Regions from separate parts of the Homo sapiens genome. Here region 2 is linked to region 1. The links are chromatin loops, found by intact Hi-C in ENCODE. Cell type or tissue: heart left ventricle. All regions are shown on one strand. Each heading gives the region's core, and the rest is flanking DNA. Links, peaks and the distances in the headings are about the cores only.

What was found. A loop is a pair of places that touch in the nucleus more often than their neighbours do. Peaks named below come from ENCODE experiments on the same cell type or tissue, not always from the same donor. Only the 100,000 strongest peaks of a DNase experiment are listed, where the experiment ranks them.
Region 2: it touches region 1 in a loop (2.7-fold over the local background); 59 of 110 quality-filtered maps call a loop at or near these places.

Annotation. Positions count from the first base shown.
Region 1 is chr5:151,227,548-151,237,967 of GRCh38, forward strand. No RefSeq gene overlaps it. Among named protein-coding and RNA genes, the nearest start is that of CCDC69, 8.7 kb to the left of the region's middle. In heart left ventricle, for the core only: no CTCF peak of the experiment used is centred there; a DNase peak (open chromatin) is centred at 7,434; H3K4me3 peaks cover 944 bases; H3K27ac peaks cover 1,145 bases.
Region 2 is chr5:151,167,769-151,180,639 of GRCh38, forward strand. It overlaps LOC107986463 (a long non-coding RNA gene), which reads right to left and starts at 7,691. Exons shown (of 3, transcript XR_001742936.2): 1 at 7,421-7,691; 2 at 2,271-2,425; 3 at 817-1,791. It also overlaps the pseudogene PDGFRL2P. In heart left ventricle, for the core only: no CTCF peak of the experiment used is centred there; a DNase peak (open chromatin) is centred at 7,216.

The DNA.
Region 1 (10,420 bases), core at 4,530-9,529:
TGAGCATGAGATCCAAACCCGTAAAGTGATCCTGAACCAGTAATTTCTCCTTTCTGAGAGTTTCTCATCTATATGTTGAAGAGTTGAACTCTCCAAAATTGACCCCAAATTTTAATGTCAACAATTGAAATTAATAACTTGGGGCCAGGCATGGTGGCTCACACTTGTAATCCCAACATTTTGAGAGGCCTAGACAGGGGGAGCACTTGAGGCAAGGAGTTTGAGACCAGCCTGGACAACATAATGAGACCTTGTAAAAAAGAAAAATTTTTTTTAATTAGCTGGGCATAGTAGCGTGAGCCTGTTGTCCCAGCTACTCAGGAGGCAGAGGCCGAAGAATTGTTTGAGCCCAGGAGTTTGTCATTACAGTGAGCTACTATCATGCCACTACACCCCAGCCTGAGTAACAGAGGAAGACACTGTCTCTAAAAATAAATAAAGCAGAAGAAAATAAAATGAATAGCTTGGAGTGGTGGGTAGGAACTAGGAGGCAAGTTCTTTCCCTGGAGCCCCAGCTCTCAAGACGTCTTGCCTCCAGCCTCTTTGAGCCTCCTGGGAGAGCAGGTTCAGATTTCACAATTTCCCACTGCTGGATTTTTGGTCATGTGTTTTGAAGTTCATGCCTGAGAAACTTGAGCAGCATGAGTTTGATAAAGTTGCCAATGAGATTTTTGATGGTTGGTGTACCAGTCAGGTTAGGTTAGGTTTTGCTGAGACAATAAAAAGCATAACACAAGACTTTGTGACTTAACACAAGAGAAGCTAAGTTTTTGCTCACACTACGTGTCCAGAACGGGCAGGCAGTGGGCTCTGCTTCACAGAGACGTTCCACATCGTCATATAACACAGCCTTCTCAACATGACGGCTTTAGGATTTGCTGCACAAAGAGAAGGGAGTGTACCGAGAATAGTGCATAGGGCCTTAACTGCTTCCACTTGGAGGAGACGCACATTAGGTCCACTCACATTTCATTGGCCAAAGCAAGTCAAACAATCATGCCCAACTTTAAGAGGATGGGAAAGTGCAATGTGTGTGCAGAAGGAGAGGAGAATCAGAAATATTGGCAAATAGCATAATGTCTACCATAGTTAGCAATCAATAAGTAGCTACTACTTCTTCGGCAAGTAGGGTGACTTATCCTGACTTGCCTAGGATTTTCCCACTCTTAGCCCTGGAAGTCCCATATCTCCAGAGACTCTTCAGTCCCAGTCATGTTGGGATGGTTGGTCACCCTATGGCCAAGGCATAGTCAAGGTGCAAGAGAAGACTCAGTTCTTGTTCTTGAATTAGTTATAATCTGGAGTGCTTTTGTTTGACATTTGATCTATATGTAAGAAAAAATGGGAAACAATACAAAATAGGTTTTATAAAGCTAATGCCAAGTCATGTGCTTCATGCAGGAGGTATTAGCATTAAAGAGAAATAAGATACCAAGGTGGGTGGGGATAGTCAAGGAGGACTTCATGGGGGAATACTACAGCCAAAGGATATTCATACCAAAAGGAATTCTAGAACGTCAGGTTGGGTTGGAATTTGATGCATTGCACTGCTTGCAATGAAGAACACTGACTAATATAAATCTTTGTTATCATGTCCTTTCTAGGTGCTTATGCAGCCTGTGTTTAATACTTTCAGTGATGGGGAAATCACTACCCATCTTTTCATATCTTGCCGGAGGGGAGAAGCAAGGAGGAATGATTATAAGAGGGAAGAACAGCATGAGTCAAGTCAGGTTAGAGCATGGAGGCTGGCAAGTTAGGCAATGAGGGATTCATGTTGGTAGCTAGGTTGTGTGTAAAAGAACAAAAGTTGATGTTGTGGGCTCTTTGGGGGAAATATTGGAAACAACAATACGAGGATTATTCTGAGCATCTTTCTTTCTTTCTTTTTGAGACGGAGTTTTGCTCTTGTTGCCCAGGCTGGAGTGCAATGGTGCAATCCCGGCTCACCGTAACCTCCGCCTCCTGGGTTCTAGTGATTCTCCTGCCTCAGCCTCCCAAGTAGCTGGGATTACAGGCATGTGCCACCACGCCCGGCTAATTTTTTGTATTTTTAGTAGAGACAGGGTTTCTCCATGTTGGTCAGGCTGGTCTCGAACTCCCAACCTCAGGTGATTCTCCTGCTTCAGCCTCCCAGAGTGCTGGGATTACAGGTGTGAGCCACCACGCCCAGCTTATTCTGAGCATCTTTCATGACAAAAATTTAATATACCCATATGTAAAAAGTTTTGCCTAGAATTTCAGGCAATTCAGGGACCCCACACAGCCCATGCAGTGGGGCTATGCGTGGATCCCAGGTGAAGAACCTCTCAGCTCAGTGGTCCCAATTACCCTGATTTGATCATTACCCATTGTGTACATGCATGAAATATCACACGTATGCCCCAAATATGTACAACTATTAAAGGTCTTTCTAGCCCTAAAGCTTTTTCTCTATAGGTTCTTCTGATTGGGCCCAAATATTCCCCAAGCACATGTCCTCTGCCCAGAGTGACTTTCTTCACAATCCACCTCTGTGGGTTATAATTCTATCCATACATCGAGGAGCAGCTCCAATGCCTCTCCTTCCAAGAGCCTGGCAGCACTTGTTCTCTGGCTCTCTGAGCACACGTGGCAGTTTTCCTCTGAGCTTCACTTGTTGGTGTGCTCTGGGTGTCCTCCCTAATGGATGAAGGATTATACAGCTCTGTCTCCTCCCTCCTCACCCCATCCCATCCCACTGAGAGATTGCCAGTCACCTTACTCAACTTCCATTCTTCTCTCTTCCGTAATTACAGAATCCTGATCATTCTTTGAGCCAGCAAAGTACTGGGCTAACAGGCTACTTACGCAGCTTTCCTTGCATCTAGGGGTGGCCAGGGATATGTAAGGGGAAATTATGGGTTAAGGCTTCCAGGAAAACTTTTAATGGGAGGATGACTCAGCTGGGAGCAGGGCTCCCCTGTTTTGTGCTCCCCCTTTTCCTGCCTGGAATACAGACCGGATGGCTGAATCCTGGCACCCATCTTATTACCTGGCGCCAAAATAAGGAAGGAGTCTTGATCTCTGATTAATTTATGGTGTCCCAAGACCAGCCTTGATCAACTACTTCCAAACCTTTACACATAATAAACAAAATAGTTTAAGCCAGTAGGGAAATTATAGTTAACAATAATTAATTGTATTTTTCAAAATAGCTGGAAGAGAATTGTAATGTTCCCAACACAAAGAAAAGACAGATGTTTGAGGGGATGAATATCTAAATTACCCTGATTTGATCATTACACGTTGTGTACATGTATGAAATAGCACATGTATCACATGTATGCCCTGAATATGTACAACTATTATATATCAACTTACAAAATTTTTAAAAAATGTGTTTTAGTCAGTGCTGTTGAGATTTTGTTACTTATAGCAGAGTGCATTTCTAACCAATACATAGGTCACTAATTAAGTTTGATTATATTGAATTTAATTAGAATAATTTACTCGTAGGGACACTCTGTAAAGCCCCAGCTTCAGTTCTGGAGATGGGAAATGAGGCTGTGTTGATTAAGGTTCCCTGGGTTTTCTGGACTCTGGATAGAAAGGCTGGTTTTGGCCAGGCACGGTGGCTCATGCTGGTAATCCCAGCCCTTTGTGAGGCTGAGGCAAGTGGATCACTAGAGGTCAGGAGTTCGAGACCAGCCTCGCCAACATGGCAAATCCTGTCTCTACCAAAAATACAAAAATTAGCCAGGCATGGTGGCATGTGCCTGTAATCCCAGCTACTCGGGAGGCTGAGGCATGAGAATCTCTTGAACCCAGGAGGCAGAAGTTGCAGTGAACTAAGATTGCACCACTGCACTCCAGCCTAAAAATAAAGGTTGGTTTTGACAGGCTCCTCTTGAAGAATGAAAACACCTGAAATTGTTGAGTCCTTAGAATTCTACTGGAGTATTTCTCAAGATATGGGCAGGCTCATTTGCTTCAGAAGCATCAGGGATTGGTTAAAGTGCAGTTTCTCTGGACTTCTCTCTCTTTTCCCCATCCACTGCATCAGGACTGAGAGGACTGAGTCAGAGGAATCTTCACACTCAAGGTTGAGCTTTACTGCCCCAAAGCTTGTGTGGGTCTCCTTGCCAGGGAACTGAATTGCTACATGGATTGGATTGGATTGTGTTGAATTGAATGAAAGGGTAAGTCCTTGGAAAGGAGAATTGAATCTGAGTAACACTAATTAGCAAGAAGTCATCCCTGCCTATTTTCCCAGGAGAGCTGTAGTTTGGGATTTGGGCTGCCTTGGGAGAGGCATCAAAAGATTCACTTTACCACTTTCTTTACCAAGAGTCAGTTCATGTAAATCATGGTCGGCCAGTGCTTTCTCTGTTCAGTGAAGTTCAGATAAAGATCCCTAAGGAGCTTGGATGGTAAGAGTAGGAGGAGCACAGAACATCACCTAGAAATACTCTCTCTTTTTTTTTTTTGAGACAAAGTCTCGCCCTGTTGCCCAGGCTGGAGTGCAGTGATGCAATCATGGCTCACTGCAGCCTCGACCTCCGGGGTTCAGGTGATCCTCCCACCTCAGCCTCCTGAGTAGCTGGGACTATGGGCATGTGCCACCATGCTTGGCTAATTTTTGTATTTTTTTGTAGAGACAGGGTTTTGCCATGTTGCCCAGTATTGTCTTGAATTCCTGGCCTCAAGTGATCCTCCCGTCTTGGCCTCCCAAAGTGCTGGGATTACAGGTGTAAGCCACCATGTCCAGCTGCCTGGGAATACTCTCTAGGGAAAACTGCACATGCTTTCCTTAAGTAAGCTGTGGGGTCTGGAGGCCGCTAGGAATGAACAATAGTGAACATTTCATTGCATCAGTGGCTCTCAAAATGTGGACCAGGCTTTAACAGCATCAGCATCTCTTGGGAAATTGTTAGAAAAGCATCAGACATCCTGGGTGTGGGCCTCAGCAATCTGTGTTTTAACATCTCCTCCCCATAATTGTGATGTGTGCTTATGTTTGAGAACCACTGCTTTAGACCTTCATGTCCTCCTCATGTCTGATAGATGTCTGATAGACTTAAAAAAAATGGACACAGAGATGAGGGACAAAGTAGGGTCCAGGGCTCAGTGAGTCGATGGGTAAGCACTGTTTTCTGGGTTTGAGACATCCTTGGCAACACTGGGTGTCTAGTGTCTAGACCACCCCTACCCACATCCTTCGTGTGAAACATGGTGGACTGTTCCATGGGCTACATGAGCCAGGCCCTGAACCACCCCACATCTAGAGACCTTAGGAGAATCCTTCCTTGCTTTGGAGATTCTGAGGCTCCCTTTTGGATACAGTCTTCTGATGAGCAGCGTGTTGATTTATAAGTAATTGACTGAGCAGGACTCCAGCATTAGCTTGGGTCTTTCCAGGCTCAGAACAGAGCTGGGTATTCACTTGCCCGGCTGCAAGCAGACAGTAAACTCCCTACCCCTCTACCTTGCCTCCCCCAATATACATCTCATCAAGGGACCATCTGCACCTTCTGCATATTCCCACTGACATCATGCTCTCAATTCTATCCAACTGCAGACACATTAACTGTATAGCCTTGTTCAGTGGATCCTCATTTCCAGCAGCCCACTTCATTCTTTGATTTGAAAAGTGAATATTTTTCAACCTGTATAGCCTGCTATGTAATCATAACTTAAGCAACCGTTTTCCAACAGACGACTATGCCTTGACCCCTTCTTCTGGGAAACCTGGCATTTCCTGGTCCTGGGTCCTGATGCATCTTCCTTGTTCTACCCTAGTGGGAGGGTCTTACCCACATAAAACAATGGGAATGAGAGTTGGAGGATGGTGAGGTCAGCAACTGGGCTTTCCAAACTGAAAATTGGACCACATGAGGTAGCAAAGAAATTTTGTGACTTATGTATATTTTTATTGATCTGATTCTATTCATGCATTACTGTTCGCCAAAATATTGGAATTTCTGGGACATTTAGAGGGACAAGGAGGTAGAATAATATTTGTAAATCGGAGTGGCCCAGAATATATGGGAGATATACCTAGGTCTGCAGGTTAAAACCCAAATGTCTATAGGGCTAGGTAGGTACCTAAATTAGAAAAAGGCTAGTATAAGTTGGGGACAGGTGCAAACTGGGGGCCATATACCAAACCAAAAGGAGCACAGGTGGCTGCACTGCAGTGGATTGGTGTTAGAAGGAAATGGAGGCCCTGATTGGCCTGACCTTCTAATTTTCTAAGTGAAACTGAAAATCTTTTTTCTTTTTTTTTAAGAGATAGGGTTTTGATGTGTTGCCCAGGCTAGAGCGCAGTGGCTATTCACAGGCACGATCATGGTGCACTGCAGCCTCAAACTCCAGGGCTCAAGCGATCTTCTGCCTCAGCCTCCCAAGTAGCTGGGACTATAGGTGCATACCACTATGCCCGGCTCAATTTTTTTATTTTTATTTTTGGCAAGGTCTCGCTTTGTTGCCCAAGCGGGAGTGCACGGCACAATCATGGCTCACTGTAATCTCAACCTGCTAGGCTCAAGTGATCCTCTCGTCTCAGCTTCCTGAGTAGCTGGAACTACAGGTGCATGCTACCACACCCAGATAATTTTTGTATTTTTTGTAGAGATATGGTTTTGCCATGTTGGCCAGGCTGGTCTCGAACCCCTGGGCTCAAACAATCCTCCTGCCTCAGCCTCCCAAAGGTCTGGAATTACACGTGTGAGCCACTTTGTCCAGCAACCCCACCCCCCACTTTTTAAATGTAAAATCTCTCTTTCTCTTTTACACAAACACATGCACACAAATCACCATGCAAGCTAAACAAAATATTTGCAGGAGGTTACATTGCCTGTATTCCAGGTAGACAAATAATGCAACAAGGGTTATGGAAAAATACCATGGAAGCAAAAGCAGTGATTAACTCTGTCTGGGAGAGTGAAGGTCGGGGCAGCTTCTCCAAGGATGTGATGTCTGAGCTGAGCTGTGTAGATTAAGCAGGGGTTCTGCTTGTCCACAAAGTGGGAAGAACATTTTATGCCCAGTGGCACTTTCAGGGGGGCCTCGGAGGCTCAGTGCAGCTGGAATACTGGGGGAATGCAGAGAGCGAGGAAGATACAGATAGGCAGAGGCCTTGAAGGCCTGGCCAAGACATTTTTCCTTTATCCCGTAGGAGTGGGAGTGGTGTGGTCAGATTGGTGGTATCCAAGGTCACTCTGGGGCTCACGTGGAGAATGGCGAGGAAGCGCTGTGCTGAAGCAGTCAAGTATCTACTGGAATAGTTCATGAGAGTGTGGGTGAGGATCCCAAAGGCACTTTGGTGCAAAAGGATTGCAGCCTTGAGGGCCAGCTCAGGCCCTGTCCTCACAGAGCTCCCGGACTGATATAATAAGGTAACTACGGTGCGCAGCAGTGTGGGGTGCCTTTGGGTAGGCGGAGAGCAGTTTCCTCTACTCTTAGCCTGGGAGGCGGCAGCTAGCGGCCGGCAGTGTTGTGGTTACCAGGGCCTTGGGTTACAACACATGTTTGTTTTTTAAAAACGTTGCGATACCTTTTAAATCAGGGCCCTGGACAGGGTCCAAGGACAGTAGCAAGGACCAGCCCCCATGGTGCTTCTTAAAGAAGCAGCTGCAGAGGAGGGACGGAACCTTGGGAACCTGGATTTCTGGGGGACCCTAAGTTCAGGCAGGGCTTGGAAGCTGGGCAAGGCTGGACGCAGCCTCCAGTTCACCCCATTCCTCCTCTTCCTTCCTCAAGGCTCTTTTGGCTCAGGAGCACTTGGAGAAGATGAACTGTCTTCCAAGCTGTCTTGGAAAGCTACAAGTGGTAGGCAGAGGCACCCAGGAATGTAGAGTCCAGCTCCTCGAAAGAAAGGAAGACCAGGCCGGGCATGGTGGCTCACACCTGTAATCCCAGAACTTTGGGAGGCTGAGGCGGGTGGATCACAAGATCAGGAGTTCAAGACCAGCCTGGCCAAGATGGCGAAACCCCGTCTCCACTAAAACTACAAAAATTAGCTGGGTGCGGTGGCAGGTGCCTGTAATCCTGACTACTCAGGAGGTTGAGGCAGGAGAATTGCTTGAACCTGGGTGGCAGAGGTTGCAGTAAGCTGAGATCACGCCACTGCACACTAGCCTGGGTGACAGAGCAAGACTCTGAAAAAGGAAGGAAGGCAGGCAGGCAGGCAGGCAGGCAGGCCTTCCAACTGGTCAAAGATTCAGGGGTCTGGCTTGACAGGGAGTGAGTGCCCCATTGCGGGAGGTGTTCAAGCAGAAGCTAACGTTGGTCAAGTGTGTTGGAGAAAGTGTACAAGGGTCTGCTGGAGGAGGGGTCTGGAGGGAATGGACTCTTAGATTTGATTGGGACTGGAAGAGATCTTCGTCGTAGTCCCTTTTCAGAGGCAAAAGTTATTCTTTTCTTTTCTTTTTTTTTTTTTTCTGAGATGGAGTCTTGTTCTGCCGCCAGGCGGGAGTGCAGTGGTGCGATCTCAGCTCACTGCAACCTCTGCCCCCTGGGTTCAAGCGATTCTCCTGCCTTAGCCTCCCAAGTAGCTGGGACTACGGGTGGGCACCACCACACCAGGCTAATTTTTGTATTTTTAGTAGAAACAGGGTTTCACCATGTTGGCCAGGATGGTCTCGATCTCCTGACCTCGTGATCCTCCCACCTCGGCCTCCCAAAGTGCTAGGATTACAGGCATAAGCCACCGTGTCTGACCAAAAGTTATTCTTTAAAGGAGTCAGGATTAGGTAGGATTCAAGAGACTTTCACTCTTGTGCAGTGTTGGTGAGAATGTAAATGGTGCAGCCACCGTGGAAAACAGTATGGAGATTTCTGAAAAAATTAAAAATAGAACTGTATGATCCAGCCATCCCATGAAAAGAGATCTACTCTCCTGTGTTCATTACAGCATTATTCACTATAGCCAAGATATGAAAACAACCTAAATGCCCATCAACAGACGAATGGGTAAAGAGAATGTGGTGTACACATATGACGAAATTGTATTCAGGCTGGGCACGGTGGCTCACACCTGTAATTCCAGCACTTTGGGAGGCCAAGGCAGGTGGATTACCTGAGGTCAGGAGTTTGAGACCAGCCTGGCCAACATGGTGAAACCTCGTCTCTACTGAAAATACAAAATTAGTGGGTGTGGTGGCATGGGCCTGTAATCCCAGCTACCCGGGAGGCTGAGGCAGGAGAATTGCTGGAAACTGGGAGGTGGAGGCTGCAGTGAGCCAAGATTACACCACTGTACTCCAGCCTGGGTGACAGAACGAGACTCTGTCTCAAAAAAAAAAAAAAAGAAAAGAAAAGAAAAGAAAAAGATAAAAGAAACAGTATTCAGCCTTAAAAAGAAGGAAATCTTGTCTTTTGTGACAACATGGATGAACCTGGAGGACATTATGCTAAGTGAAATGAGCCAGTCATGATGCCATTTATAAGAAATATCTAAAATAATCAAACTCCTAGAAGCAGAGAATTGGATGGTGGTTGTCAGGAGCTGATGGGGGAGGGTACCGGGGAGTTGTTGCTCAGTGGGTATAAAGTTTCTGTTATGCAAGATGAATAAGTGCTAGACATCTGCTGTACAACAGAGTGCCTATGGTTAATAATACTTTATTACACACTTAAGAATTTAAGAGGGTAGATCTCATGTTAAGTGTTCTTACCATAAAAAAAAACAAATGAAAACAAACAAACAAACAAAAACCAAAGGGGCACAGGAAACTTTTGGAAGTGATGGATATGTCTATTACCTTCATTGTGGTGATGTTTCATGGGTGTATGCATATGTCCAAACTCATCAAATTATTCACATTAACTATGTGCAGTTTTTTTGTATATCACTTATACCTCAATAAAGCTGTTTTTGTTTTGTTTTGTTTTGTTTTGTTTTTTGAGACGGAGTCTTGCTTTGTCGCCCAGGCTGGAGTGCAGTGGCCCTACCTGGGCTCACTGCAAGCTCCGCCTCCCAGGTTCACGCCATTCTCCTGCCTCAGCCTCCCGAGTAGCTGGGACTACAGGCACCTGCCACCACACCAGGCTAAGTTTTTTGTATTTTTAGTAGGGACAGTTTCACCGTGTTAGCCAGGATGGTCTTGATCTCCTGACCTTGTGATCTGCCCGCCTCGGCCTCCCAAAGTGCTGGGATTACAGGCGTGAGCCACCGCGCCCGGCCAATGAAGCTGTTTTTTGAAAAATAGAGACTTCCATTCTGATGCTTGGTTTGCTATTGACTTGCACCATGACTCTGGATAATTCACATACATTCACATTCCCCACCCCACTCTTTGCTCAATTCCTGGCTTCCAGTAAGCACTGCAAAGATTTGTTGAACAAATGGGTGAATGAATGAATTAGTTGGACTGAGTATGAAGTTTACATTCACACTTGTGCATGTATGAGTAATTTCATTTTTTTTTTCTGGGTAAAGGCCTATATCTTGAATTGC
Region 2 (12,871 bases), core at 4,448-9,447, 60 kb before region 1:
TACATTTGGAGAGGTTTGCCCTGTGGTGGTTACTTAGGACACAAACACACATGAGGGAAAATACATCAGGTGACATGTTTGGATTGAATAGCATTCTTTCATTTTCTTGAAGGAAAATGTAGCTATTTGAGCCTTGAAATGCTAGTTCTTGCATTTTGCAGTGTTGTTTCCAGTAGCAAAAAACTGAAACAATCTAAATTTCCTTTGGCAAAGGAATGGATAAACTGTGGTAAAGCTCAACCTTAGAGTACAATGCAGCATTTAAAAAATAATGAAGGTTGAGACCAGGAGCTTGAGACCAGCATGGGCAACAGCCTGGGCAACATAGTGAGACTCAGTTGCTCCAAAAAAAAAAAAAAAAAAAAAAAATCCAGGTCTGGTGGTGTGCACTTATGGTCCCAATACTCAGGAAGCTGAAGTGGGAGGATTGCTTGAACCCAGGAGATTGGGGCTGCAGTGAGCTGGGATTGCACCACTGTACTCCAGCCTGGGTAGCATGGTGAAACCCTGTTCAAAAAGAAAAAAAAAGGCAGGTGATCGGGGGGAACAAAGGTAGGTCTGTATAGGGCACTAAAGCACATTATTGAGTAAAAAAATGCAAATTTTAAAAAACATATATATAATATAAAGCCATTTACAGAAAAAAGAACTCATGAAAATACTGTATTTTTCTATAGATACACATATAGGTACATAAATGCAGAGAAAGGTCTGAAAGGAAACACACCAAGGCGCTAACCTCTGAGGAAAGGTGGGGATGGCCATGTGTGTTGGGAGGGGGCTGATGGGTTGGTCAAATGGAACTTAAACTTTATCTGTATTTTTCTGAGAGTGAATTTTATTTCTGTATTATTTAAGTGAGATTGTTTTCTAGAAATACCATACTTCAGCGCAAGTGCCAACAAACACTTTCTGTAACAATGTAGACAATGAATATTTTAGACTTGGTGGGCCGCACTGTCTCCGCCCCAACTCTTCCATTCTGCTGTTGTAGTGCAAAAACAGCCATAGATGGGACGTGCAGGAATGAGTGTGGCTGTGTTCCAATAAAACTTTATTTACACACATTGAAACCTGAATTTCATACAATTTTCACGTTACCAAATTTTAATTTTTTTTCAACTATTTAAAAATGTTAAAACCATTCTTAGCTCACAGGCTATGCGAAAGCAGACAACCAGCCAGATTCGGCCCACGGCTTTAAGGCCAGTTTAAGCCTCACCACCTTCCTAGCCCCACTCACCTATTTTGTCCTCTCATCTTCCTGTCCTTCAGCACCCCCATGACCTTCCTGTGACCTTCAATGGCCCCTCCAGCTGCCGTCCAGCCCTGTCTGTCTGCCCTTGGGGACCCTCTCCTCCTGGCTGCAGGACTGTTTTTTCCTGAGCAGGTCTCTAAATAGCTCCATTCGCCTTGGCAGGGGGAATCCAGAGAAAGGAATTTTGTTTGGAGTCATGAGAAGCCAGGACTCACCACTTTGATTTGCTTTTGAAATTAGGTCCCCTCCCCTCCCATGGACAGGGGTCCCTGGCCACTTCCCTGAGCATGCCCCAACAGTCTCTCTCCTGCATTCCCTGCTACCAACATTTGCGTCTTGGCTTCTGGTTGCTCCGCCATGGACCCCAGAGTTCTCTGCTTCTTGGCCTGTTGCCTGCTCATCTAGGTCATTTCAGGTATGGGCATCTTCCATCTCAGCAAATCTTTTTATTCCCCTGCAGTGTCCTGAGGCCCCTGTCTCTTCATTTCCCGGGAGCACTCCAGGCTGGAGTGCAGTGGTGCAATCACATTTCCCTGCAGGAGCAGAAGGAAGGGTGATGAGCACCGGAACCTTGATGTCAGGAGGCTGAGTTCCCCGCTCAGCTCCTTTGCTCACTGTGCTGCTTTGGCCAAATCACCTCTCTGAGCTCAGCTTCTTCATCTATGCAATGACAAGGTTGAACTGTGTGCTCTTCCAGGTCTTTTCCAGACCTAATGGTCCCCTCTGATCTGAAAGATCATTTTTAGTCTAGCAGTCTGGGACTCATGTCATGGTTTGGAGAGCATGGAACTCTGGAATCTGATGGAACTAATTCTGGCTCCTCCACTAACTGGCAAGATTTAATGAGACTGAGTCTCTAAGACTCAGTTTACTTAGGAATATAATGGGAATAACAATAACCTCAAAATTACAGGGTGGTTTTAAAGTTAAACGGTGTATATAAATGCTTAGCCTACAGCCTAGTACATAAACACTCAATAAATAATAGCAATATTATTTTAATTTTAAATACCCTGAGTCTAGCCAGGCATGGTGGTGTGCACCTGTAGTCCTAGCTACTCAGGAGGTTGAGGCAGGAAGATCACTTGAGCCCAGAGGTTCGAGGCTGCAGTGAGCTATGATTGTGCTACTGCACTCCAGCTTGGGTGACAGAGAGAGACCCTGTCGCTAAAAAACAAACAAAAAAAAAACAAGCAAACAAGTGAAACAAAAAACAGAAAACACCCTGAGTTCATCATACTAAGATTATATAATCCTACGATCCTAAGTGTTTACTCCTAGCTTCTTTGAATCTAAGCATCTATAATTTTGTTCACAAAGATCAACAGTTTTAGGGCTTTATCGAGGGCAGGGCCTGAAGAATTTATAGCCCAGAACTTGATAGCAGATAGATCCCCAGGAGAGGCTGAGGCCCCAGAGAGCTATCACCTCTGTCTCTCAGCTTCCAGACATTCTAGGAAGAGGTTGGGGACATAATAATCCCTGCAAAATCGTGGCTGTGCTCAGAACAGGATTTAGAGGGATGTTGTCATCCCAGATTTCCTCTTCCAGATACTGCTTGGCTGTTGGATTCTCCTCAAGGAGCCTCATATGGAAGGAAAGGGGCAGGCACCTTCATGGTAAGAAAGTAGCAGTTTATCAAAGGGCTGATGGTTGGGGTTGGTGGGTTTGTTGGAAGGAGAAGGAACTGGAGAATGGGGGTGCTGGGAGTGAGGTGAGCTCAGATAGATAGGTCATGAGCAGTGAGAAGGAGCCCTGAGAGTTCATGTAGTCCAAGGATTTAAAACCATGTTCTGAGGAATTCTGCTGCCTTACTGCCTGCCTTAGAGTAAGGGTGGGTGGTGATTGAGAAGCTGATGGGTAGGTCTCCAGCTCCCATCCTCTCCAATCAGAGTAACCCGATTATTTGTTTTTTAACATTGACCTTTCAGTATTTCAAGGAATTGTTCTGTTATCTATAATCAACCTATCGATTGGTTTGTTTTTAAACCTGAAAACCTCAGGTTTAGTCTTATCTCTTTATCTCAAAGATGAGGGCTGGGTATGGTGGTTCATGCCTGTAGTCCTAGTGCTTTGGGAGGCCAAGGCGGGAGGATCATTTGAGGCCAGGAGTTTGAGACCAGCCTAGACAAAAAAGTAAGACTCTGTCTCTATTTTAAAAAAAAAAAAAAAGGCCAGGCGCAGTAGCTCACACCTGTAATCCCAACACCTTGGGAGGCCAAGGCAGGCGGATTGTCTGAGGCCAGAAGTTTGAGACCAGCCTGGCCAATGTGGTGAAACGCTGTCTCTATTAAAAATACAAAAATTAGCTGGGCGAGATGGCGGGTCCCTGTAATCCCAGCTACTCGGGAGACTGAGGCAGGAGAAACACTTGAACCAGGGATGGGGAAGTTGCAGTGAGCTGAGATCTCACCATTTCACTCTAGCCTGGGCGACAAGAGTGAAACTCCATCTCAAAAAAAAAAAAAAAAAAAGAAGATGTATGTGATATTGTGTGTAAGGCAGGTTAGAGGCCAGGTGACAAACAGGGGGCTAACATAATAGTCCAGATGTGATCTGACCAGGGCTTGCACAGATGGTGTTAGCAGTAATGATGGAGAGAAAAGGATGCCTCTGTGAACTATTAGGAAGGAAAAAAAAGAGCCTCAGGACTTGGCACAAATTGTGCAACCTTCTCTGTATGCAGAGATGATTTGGGGCTGGGTGGCAGAGAGGCACATGGAACAGTATTGCTTCCTCCTCCATGAGGAAGAAAAATGAGATCAGTTGGTAAAAGTTAAAGACAATTTTTCTTCCTCTTCCACAAGGAAGAAAAATGAGATCAGTAGGTCGATATCTAAAAGGGCTTCCTAGCAGTTGGATCCATTCTGCACTAAGGCCACAGGTGGGACTACAATGGGCTCTGGAGTTAGGCTGGCCTGGGTTTGAGTCTGGGTCTCCTTCTTGGCACAGTACAAGAGAATGTGGAAAAGTTAGTCTCTATAAGCCTCACATGCCTCACCTGTAAAATCAGAATACCTTCTTTGCAGTCATTAAGAGAGTGAAATAAGAAAATGTATTTTAAGGGGCTAGTACTGTTCCAGAAATACTGTAGGCTTTGCCAGTGGTAGCTATTGGTACTGTTAAGTGCTGAGTTCCCTATCATTAGGCATATTTAACCTCATGTTGAATGACCTCTTTTGTAGCATATTCTAGAAGGTTTTGAAATCTTGGTACAAGCTTGGAAAAAACAATGTGTAGAATCCCTTCCAGGGCCCACCAGCAGTTCTCCTTCTAAGGAATTCATTCTAAGGAAGTGATCTATTCAAAGGTGCATGCACAAGATGTTTATTCCAGAATTGTTTATTTCGGTTAAGAATATGAAATAACCTAAATACTCAACAATGAAGAAATAAATCATGATACATCCCTACCATAAAATACCATGCAGGTCATTTAAAATGTTGTTGCAGGGCCAGGCGTGGTGGCTCATGCCTGTAATCCCAGCACTTTGGGAGGCTGAGGTGGGCGGATCACCTGAGGTCAGGAGTTTGAGATCAGCCTGACCAACATGGCGAAACCACGTTTCTACTAAAAATACAAAAATTAGCTGGGTACGGTAGTGCACACCTATAGTCCCAGCTACTTGGGAGATTGAGGCATGAGAATTGTTTGAACCTGAAAGGCAGGGGTTGCAGTGAGCCGAGATGGTGCCACTGCACTCCAGCCTGGGTGACAGAGTGAAACTCTGTCTCAAAAAAAAAAAAAAAAAAGTTGGTGTAGGCAGGGTGCGGTGGCTCACACCTGTAATCCCAGCACTTTGGAAGGCTGAGGTGGGCGGACCACTTGAGGTCAGGAGTTTGAGACCAGCCTGGTGAAATCCCGTCTCTACAAAAAATACAAAAATTAGCTGGGTGTGGTGGCATGAGCCTGTAATTCCAGCTACTTGGGAGGCTGAGGTATGAGACTCACTTGAACAGGAGGCGGAGGTTGCAGTGAGCCAAGATCGTGCCACTGCACTCCAGCCTAGGCAACAGAGTGAGACTCTGTCTCAAAAAATAAAATAAAATGTTGGTGCACATGTATTTCTTGACATAGAATGATAATAACATATTCCTAAGTGAAAATGCAGATTAACAATATGTCTTACATTTTCCATTTTATTTTTTAACAAAATATTTAAAATATTTGCATTTAAAAGCCTTGGAAAAATATGCTTCAAAATATTAACAGTGGTTATCTCTAGATGATAAGCTTCAGAGCAAATTTAATCCTTTGTCTTGGTTTGGCTGTATAATTTATTTTTTATTTATTTATTTTTTTCTGAGATGGAGTCTTTCTCTGTCACTCAGGCTAGATCATGCAGTGGTAGGATCTCAGCTCACTGCAACCTCCGCCTCCTGGGTTCAAACGATTCTCCTGCCTCAGCCTCCCGAGTAGCTGGGATTACAGGCATGAGCCAACACACCCGGCTAATTTTTGTATTTTTAGTAGAAACGGGGTTTCACCATGTTGGCCAGACTGGTCTCGAACTCCTGACCTCATGATCCGCCCACCTCGGCCTCCCAAAGTGCTGGGATTACAGGCGTGAGTCACTGCGCCTGGCCAGCTGTATAATTTTTTCTCTGAGTAAGAATTATTTGTGGTAGTAATAAATGTAAAAATTGACAGAACTCTGAGGTTCCACTGAGGTGAATGAAGGCTGGTGATCCCAGACCCACCCTGTTTTCTCTGCAGGTGAAATCCCGGAGCATGGCAGAACTCCAAAGGCTCAGAAAATGAGGGGCTCCAAAGCAGCTGGCCCCAGTGAGGTGCAGCTTTCAGGAGCCCCCTGCCAGAGAAAACCCAAAGCAGACGGGAGCCAGAAGCCCATGCAGATGAAGACCCCCATGGAGGCTATAGCCTCTGCAACCCCAAGCCCCCCACCTGACCCAGGTGTAGGGAAGGCCCGATTCCCGAAGGTTGGGGACTCTTTGAGCCCCTGGAACAGCACTGCAGGGGGAAGGTGGTCCACTGGAGGGTGCCTGTATATCTGGAGGAGGAGGGGCGAAGGACGCCTGAGGTATGGGGTGGAAGAACTCTGGCAAAATTTTAATGGGTCTAGGAGTGTGTCAGAGGATGTTGGGCAGCAGTTCACAAGCACAGTGACAACAGTTTACAGGGATTAAGATGGCTCAGGACCCACACTGGGCATCCTGTTATGTACAACCATAGGCACCTAAAAGAAACAGTAAGATGGGCCCGCGAGCCCCATCAGATGCATAGTGATTGAACAGAGTAGGAGACAAGCAACCTTCCCACAATCCTGGGCTGCTTAAATGAGGGTAGGGGGTGGACCACAAATAGTGCCTCTAGGGAGGGACGTGGCAATGGAAAAGCAAGAGGCTGCCTGCCTGTCTGACCTATCTGTGGCGGATGGCAGGCTGAATACCACTCTTCTGCCAAGGACACCATAATAGGGAGGCCAAAAATGAAAGCAAAGTTGACCCACCAGTATTTCCCTCTGCCAGTCCAGAAGGAAATCAGGCAGAGGCTGGGATAGAAAACTGGGTTCCAAAGATTCGCCTATCCTCTCTCACTTCAGCCTCTTAAGATGGCTCTGGGACTCTGCCTCCTTTGTGGGTGGAAGTGCATGGAAAGCATTTGCAGGCTTGCACCAAGAGACATCAGGAAGGTGCCGAGGAGCACAAAGACGCTTGTGGCATTCCATTCGTGAAGTGCAAAGTCAAAGGGAAGGAGGGTTAGGCGAGCCAATCAGAAACTACGGGTGGGGCCAATGCAAATCCTAACAGATCCATTGAGAAAGGGGGAAAGATTGGGTGGGTGGGTGGGTGATGAAAGTTGGTGATGGGAGGGAGGACTGTCAGTAGACCAAATGCTGCCCACTAGGAGTATCGGGCCATCCCCATCGCCTGCCCGTCCCGCCCCTACCATCTGTCTTTCAGAATCAAGCACTTCAGCCAGTGCAGCCAGCTGCTGCTGGTGAACTCCTCTGGCGCAGACACCGGGGAATATAGCTGTTGGGCTCCGCACTGTCAGGACGGCGCATGCGCTGAATGCCTGGCCTACCAGAGAAAGACTTTCATCTTCTTCACAGGTGCCCTGGAGTCAGGGTCTCCAAGAACCTGCGTCCAGGAAAGTCCTCCAAACATAACCTTCTTTGGGCTTTCTCTTTAGACTCACCTGTAAGATGAGGGGAGTGTACTAGTCCTCCAAGATCCTTCACGGACATTCAAAGATTCTATGGCTAGTTCCATGGAGAACTGAGTAGTCACAGAGTCCAGCTTTGTCCAACAGAGGAAACACAGGACTCTTCATAGTCAGCAATGTCTCTTACTCAAATGCAACCAAAACAGTAACAATTATCCAATCGAGAGGTTATTGCTTTTGTTTTGTTTTATGAGACTGGGTCTTACGGTCTTGCCTAGGCTGGAGTGCAGTGGCATGATCACAGCTCACTGCAGCCTCGACCTCCTGGGCACAGGTGATTCTCCCACCTCAGCCTCCCAAGTAACTGGGACTACAGGTATATACCACTATACCTAGTTAATTTTTGTATTTTTTGTAGAGATGGGATTTCACTATGTTGCCCAGGCTGGTCTTGAACTCCTGGACTCAACCTATCTTCCTGCCTTGGCCTCCCAAAGTGCTAGGATTACAGGCATGAGCCACTGCGCCCAGCCCTATCTAGAGGTTCATGACCCCTACTACCAAGCATCACCTGGGAGCCTGTTGAAAACAGATTCCTGGGCCTCACTCCCATTAAGACTGTGTGGAGTCTGGGCACCTGCCATGTCAACAAACCCTACAGGTGATTCCAATCTTCAGACAGAGGTGGGAACCCACAGTCAGCGCTTCTCAACTCTGGCTGCAAATTAGGGTCACCTGTAGAACTTTAAAGCACAGACACCAATCCCCTTTTCCGCAAGGCAAGTTCTAATTCACTTGGTCTGGGGGTCAGGAATTGGTCATTTTAAAAGCACCTCAGGTGATTCCAACTTCACCTAATACATAAGCCACAAAACAGATGTGGCTATTTAAGTTAATTAGCGTTAAAGAAAGTTAATTATTCAGTTCTCCAGCTGCACTAACTGTATTTCAAGTGTCCAGGAGCCACATATGCTGAGTGGTTACATATTGGGCAACATAAATACAGAACATTTTCATCAACACATAAAGTTCCATTGGACAGCACCGCTCTTAAAAGCTGGTCCCCAGACCATTCCTGCTCGTTACATCATAGTGCACCCAAGAATCTGACCTGAGATTGTGGTGTTAAAAAGTACTTTGAAGGCCAGGCGTGGTGGCTTATGCCTGTAATCTCAGCACTCTGGGAGGCTGAGGCAGGCGGATCACCTGAGGTCAAGATTTCGAGACCAGGCTGGCCAACATGGTGAAACCTCGTCTCTACTAAAAATACAAAATTAGCTAGGCATGGTGGTGTACGCCTGTAATCCCAGCTGCTCAGGTGGCTGAGGAACAAGAATTGCTTGAACCTGAGAGGCAGAGGTTGCAGTGAGCCAAGATGGCACCACTGCACTCCAGCCTGGGTGACAGAGCAAGACTCTTTCTCAAAAAAATAAAATAAAAAGTCTCTTGATAGAGTTTGATGAATGTTTTTGTCCCATGGGCCTCATGCTCATAGCCAATATCTCATTTGCTTCTTATCAGTTCTATGAAGTAAGCTGGGGTGGGATTATTGCTCCCAATTGACATTTGAGAACCAAGGTCCTACAGCTAGCAGGTGGTAGGATTGGGAACCAAACTTTGACTTCAAGAAGTTCAGTATTTCCTGTAATCTTTTTTTCTTTTTTTTTTTTTTTTCTTTAAGACAGAGTCTCACTCTGTTGCCTAGGCTGGAGTGCAGTGGCGTGATCTCAGCTCGTCACAACCTCCGTCTCCCGGGTTCAAGCAATTCTCCTGCTTCAGCCTCCCAAGTAGCTGGGACTACAGGCACGCACCATCATGCCTGGCTAATTTTTGTATCTTTAGTAGAGACGGGGTTTCACTATGTTGTCCAGGCTAGTCTCAAACTCCTGACCTCATGATCCGCCTGCTTCGGCCTCTGAAAGTGCTAGGATTACAGGCATGAGCCACCGTGCCCGGCCGTCCTATAACCTTTTTTGCATTTTTTACATTGAAGGGCCCTTAAAGATCAAGCAGTCTGAATCCTTGCATTGTGCATGATTGCATGTGCAGAGAGGGAAAGATTTCTTTAATACACACAGCAAGCTAATGACAGATCTGGAACTAGGAAGTTTGTCTTCAGCATCCTCAGTCCAGGACCCCTTCCTTATGAGACAGGAAGGAGCATAGAGAATGGGGATGGGAAGAGATAGTGAGGTTTCAGGTCCCCAAGAAAGACCTCATGCTCCTGGGTGGTAATAGAGCCACTGGGAAGCAACAAATCTTTTTCCCCACATTCCCAGACCCTGAGGAGCTCTTTGTCCCTACAGATAACTACTATGAGGTGGTACAGCTGCGCACTCATCATCCAGCCTTGCTTCCCTTCCAAGTTAAAAACCCCCTGGCCCAGATGGCACTACACTGGGAGCTCCCCACTGAGGAGGTCCCAGTGGGAGACAGACATCTCCTTTGATGTGAAGAAGGGCTTCACTATTCACCAGGCCCAGGCTTCCTTGGCTGGCTCCCTCTTATGCATGGCCAGCCTAGGTGGCATGAGACAAATCTCTACCAAGTACATTCTGGTCTATATCAATTGCACATGGGTCTAGGGCTCTGGGTGGGCAGGGAAGGGGAGGATATGGGGAGATATACCTTCTTCAGGAACCTCTGGTTTCGGCTCTGTGGATTATGGAGCTCTAAACAACATCAGCTTTTGATGACTCTCTATGTAGTCAGCCGTTTTGTCCAGCCAGCCGATCAGCCATGGAACCAGCTGATACCAGCTCAGCCTTTCTATCCATTGACCTATTCACAATCAAGTCAAACTGTTCCATGCATGAATCCTCCATCAGTCAATCATTCCATCACCTACCCATACTCCATTAATTCATTTTACCCATTCATACATCTACACATCCTCTATCAATTCAACCACCTCAACCATTCACCCTCTACCCATTTAGCCATTCTGCCCATTCATTCTATTCATCCATCTCTCCATCCCTCTATCTACCATCAATTCAACAATTCTAACAATCAAGTCAACATGTTTGTCTCTAACTTCTCTACCCTCTTAACCATGGCAGACCCATCTTCCTCCCCAAAACCCACCATCCAAGCTTCAGCAACATCAGTATAACTAGGAGAAAACTTCAGTGTGACCTGCATGGTTCTGGGCCGAGCCAGAGATTGCTGTGGACCTTAGCGAGGGATATTCAGGGCAGAAGGTAAGCAGCGGGTAATGGAGGCTGTGTGTATGTGTGTACATGGTGGTGGAGTGTTGGGGCAGGGAGGTGGGAGTGAAGGATTAGTTAGGACCAAGAGCAATCATGGTGGGATGGAGCTACTGCTTGACTGGGAATCTGATAAACCTGGATTCTGGTCCCAACTCTGATGCTGCTTCTCTGAGTTACCTAGGGCAAATCACTTCCCTTTTCTGGGCCCCAGTTTTCTCATCTTTCAAATAGTAACTTCTCAGATTACTGCGTAAGAATGCATAATTTGTTCCTTTCTTAATTTAACCAAAAATGAGCACTTGCCACATGCCAGACACTGGACTAGGTACTAAGGTTATGAGGATGAGTCTAAAAGAGATGGCTTCTGCTATCTGCAAGTTTATCATCTAAGCAGGGAGAAGTGAAATATGGACAAAAGTGACCATGCAGACAATGCCAAATGATACAATGAGCATAAAACAGGGCAATGCGATAGGGTCTACCTAAGATATAGTGGTTAGGGAGTCATCTCCAAGGTGACATTCAAGCCGAGACCAGACTGGCCTCAGCCACACAAAGATGGTGCTGGAGCAAATGCTCAGGCTCTGTGGCTGGGTGTGTATGTGTAACAGGAGATGAACGTTAGCAACTGTTTCCTTGGCATCTGCTGTGAGATCAGACCTTCCCAAGTGGTGTTGGAGAGGTAGTGTTTCTTTCTTCTCAAAGAACTTACTCCCATGAAATTCAAACATCTGGAGAACGGCTGTGCTAAAAGGTATATTACCAACCTGGAGGACCTGAGGCATTTGTAAGAGGACTTCCTGGAAGAGCTGGAATTTGACAGGAGCCTTGTGGAGAGGGAGGGGGAAGATCCAGACCTGTGGTACTAGGAGAAAGAATAAGGGCGAACATGTCACACCCACATGAGACCCAGAGACTCATCTGTCCCACCACTGCCACCTGTGGAGAATGCAGGGGAGCATGTGGGCCCAGGAACTCAAGCATCATTCTTGAGACTCCCAGGAGCCATCAATGACATGTGAGCAGTGAGCTGATCTTGTATGGGTCCCAGGGAAAGAGTGGCTCAGAAAGACCCATGAGGGGCTATCACCCAGCTGGAGGCCATTTAAGAACAGTATAGGACAGGGAAACAAGGTGCTCTACAAGCTGTGATTTGACAAGATCACCACTTTCAGTAGCCCTGAAAAGGAGGCCAGTGGCACCCAGTGAGGGTGCCCTGTGGAACCCAGTGAGGGTGCCCTGTTCCCCCCGAACTTAAAACACTCTGGCTCCACCTCGCTCCAGTCATTTGTGTAGCCTGAGCTGGCACATAGCGACTTCCCGAGTTCATCTCTCCATTCCCTGCAGTGGCTGCAAGGATGTGATAAAGGTGAACTCCACAGAGGCCTTAGGCATTGGAAAGGGTAAAGGATCATTCTCCCACTTGTCAGAAGAGGAAACTGAGACCCAAGAAGGGGAAAGGAGCATACAGACGGTCAGGAGACACTGGCTTGGCTTTACCAGGATTTCCCCAACATGTTCTTTAGAAGGGTGGAATACCAGAAAGTTCCCTCCCACCCTACCTCACTTCCTCTTATAACCATTACCTGTCTTGGAGATTCAAAATACACAGGTACATGTAACAGACTCAGTGGTCGGAGTCTACCCAATTTCACTTTGCTTTTCTTAATGTTTCCAAAACACTTTTGGTAGTAAAATTCTTCCTCTTCCTCTCCTTTGAGGAGGTAGCATCCCTACAGAAGCAGAGGGCCACAAAACCCACGTTGGGAAGTACTTCCCTGGACTGAGTTACCTCTGGACACTCTTTGAGAAGGGGAGGGAAACCCAGCTTTTCTCTGCAGACTTGAGAAGCTTAACGTTTTTCACAAAGAACCTGGCCTTTAAGGTGCTCTGACACCAAGCTGAAGTGTGACCTTGGGCAAGTCACTTCTCCTTTCCCCAAAGAGATAAATGGTGCCTCTTACCTGACCCTGGTGTGTGAGTCAGAGATGCACCTGGGGCAGCTGATGGACAGTCCGTTTTTATCCCCTACCGTTGGGCCAACCACTCTACATCAGTGAACAGGCCCATGTGGTACACGGGGAGAGCCAGGTACAGCAGGAGGCAGAGGGCACCCTGTATGTGGAGGGGACCTGGGCTAGGGATGCTGGTGTCTACACCTGCTGGGCCACCAACCTTCAGGGCACTGGTTTGGCCACCACCCATGTCCACGTGACTCGAGGTCCTCGTGTCTCCTCTACCCCTTCCTAGCTCCCTCCCTGGCCACAGGCAT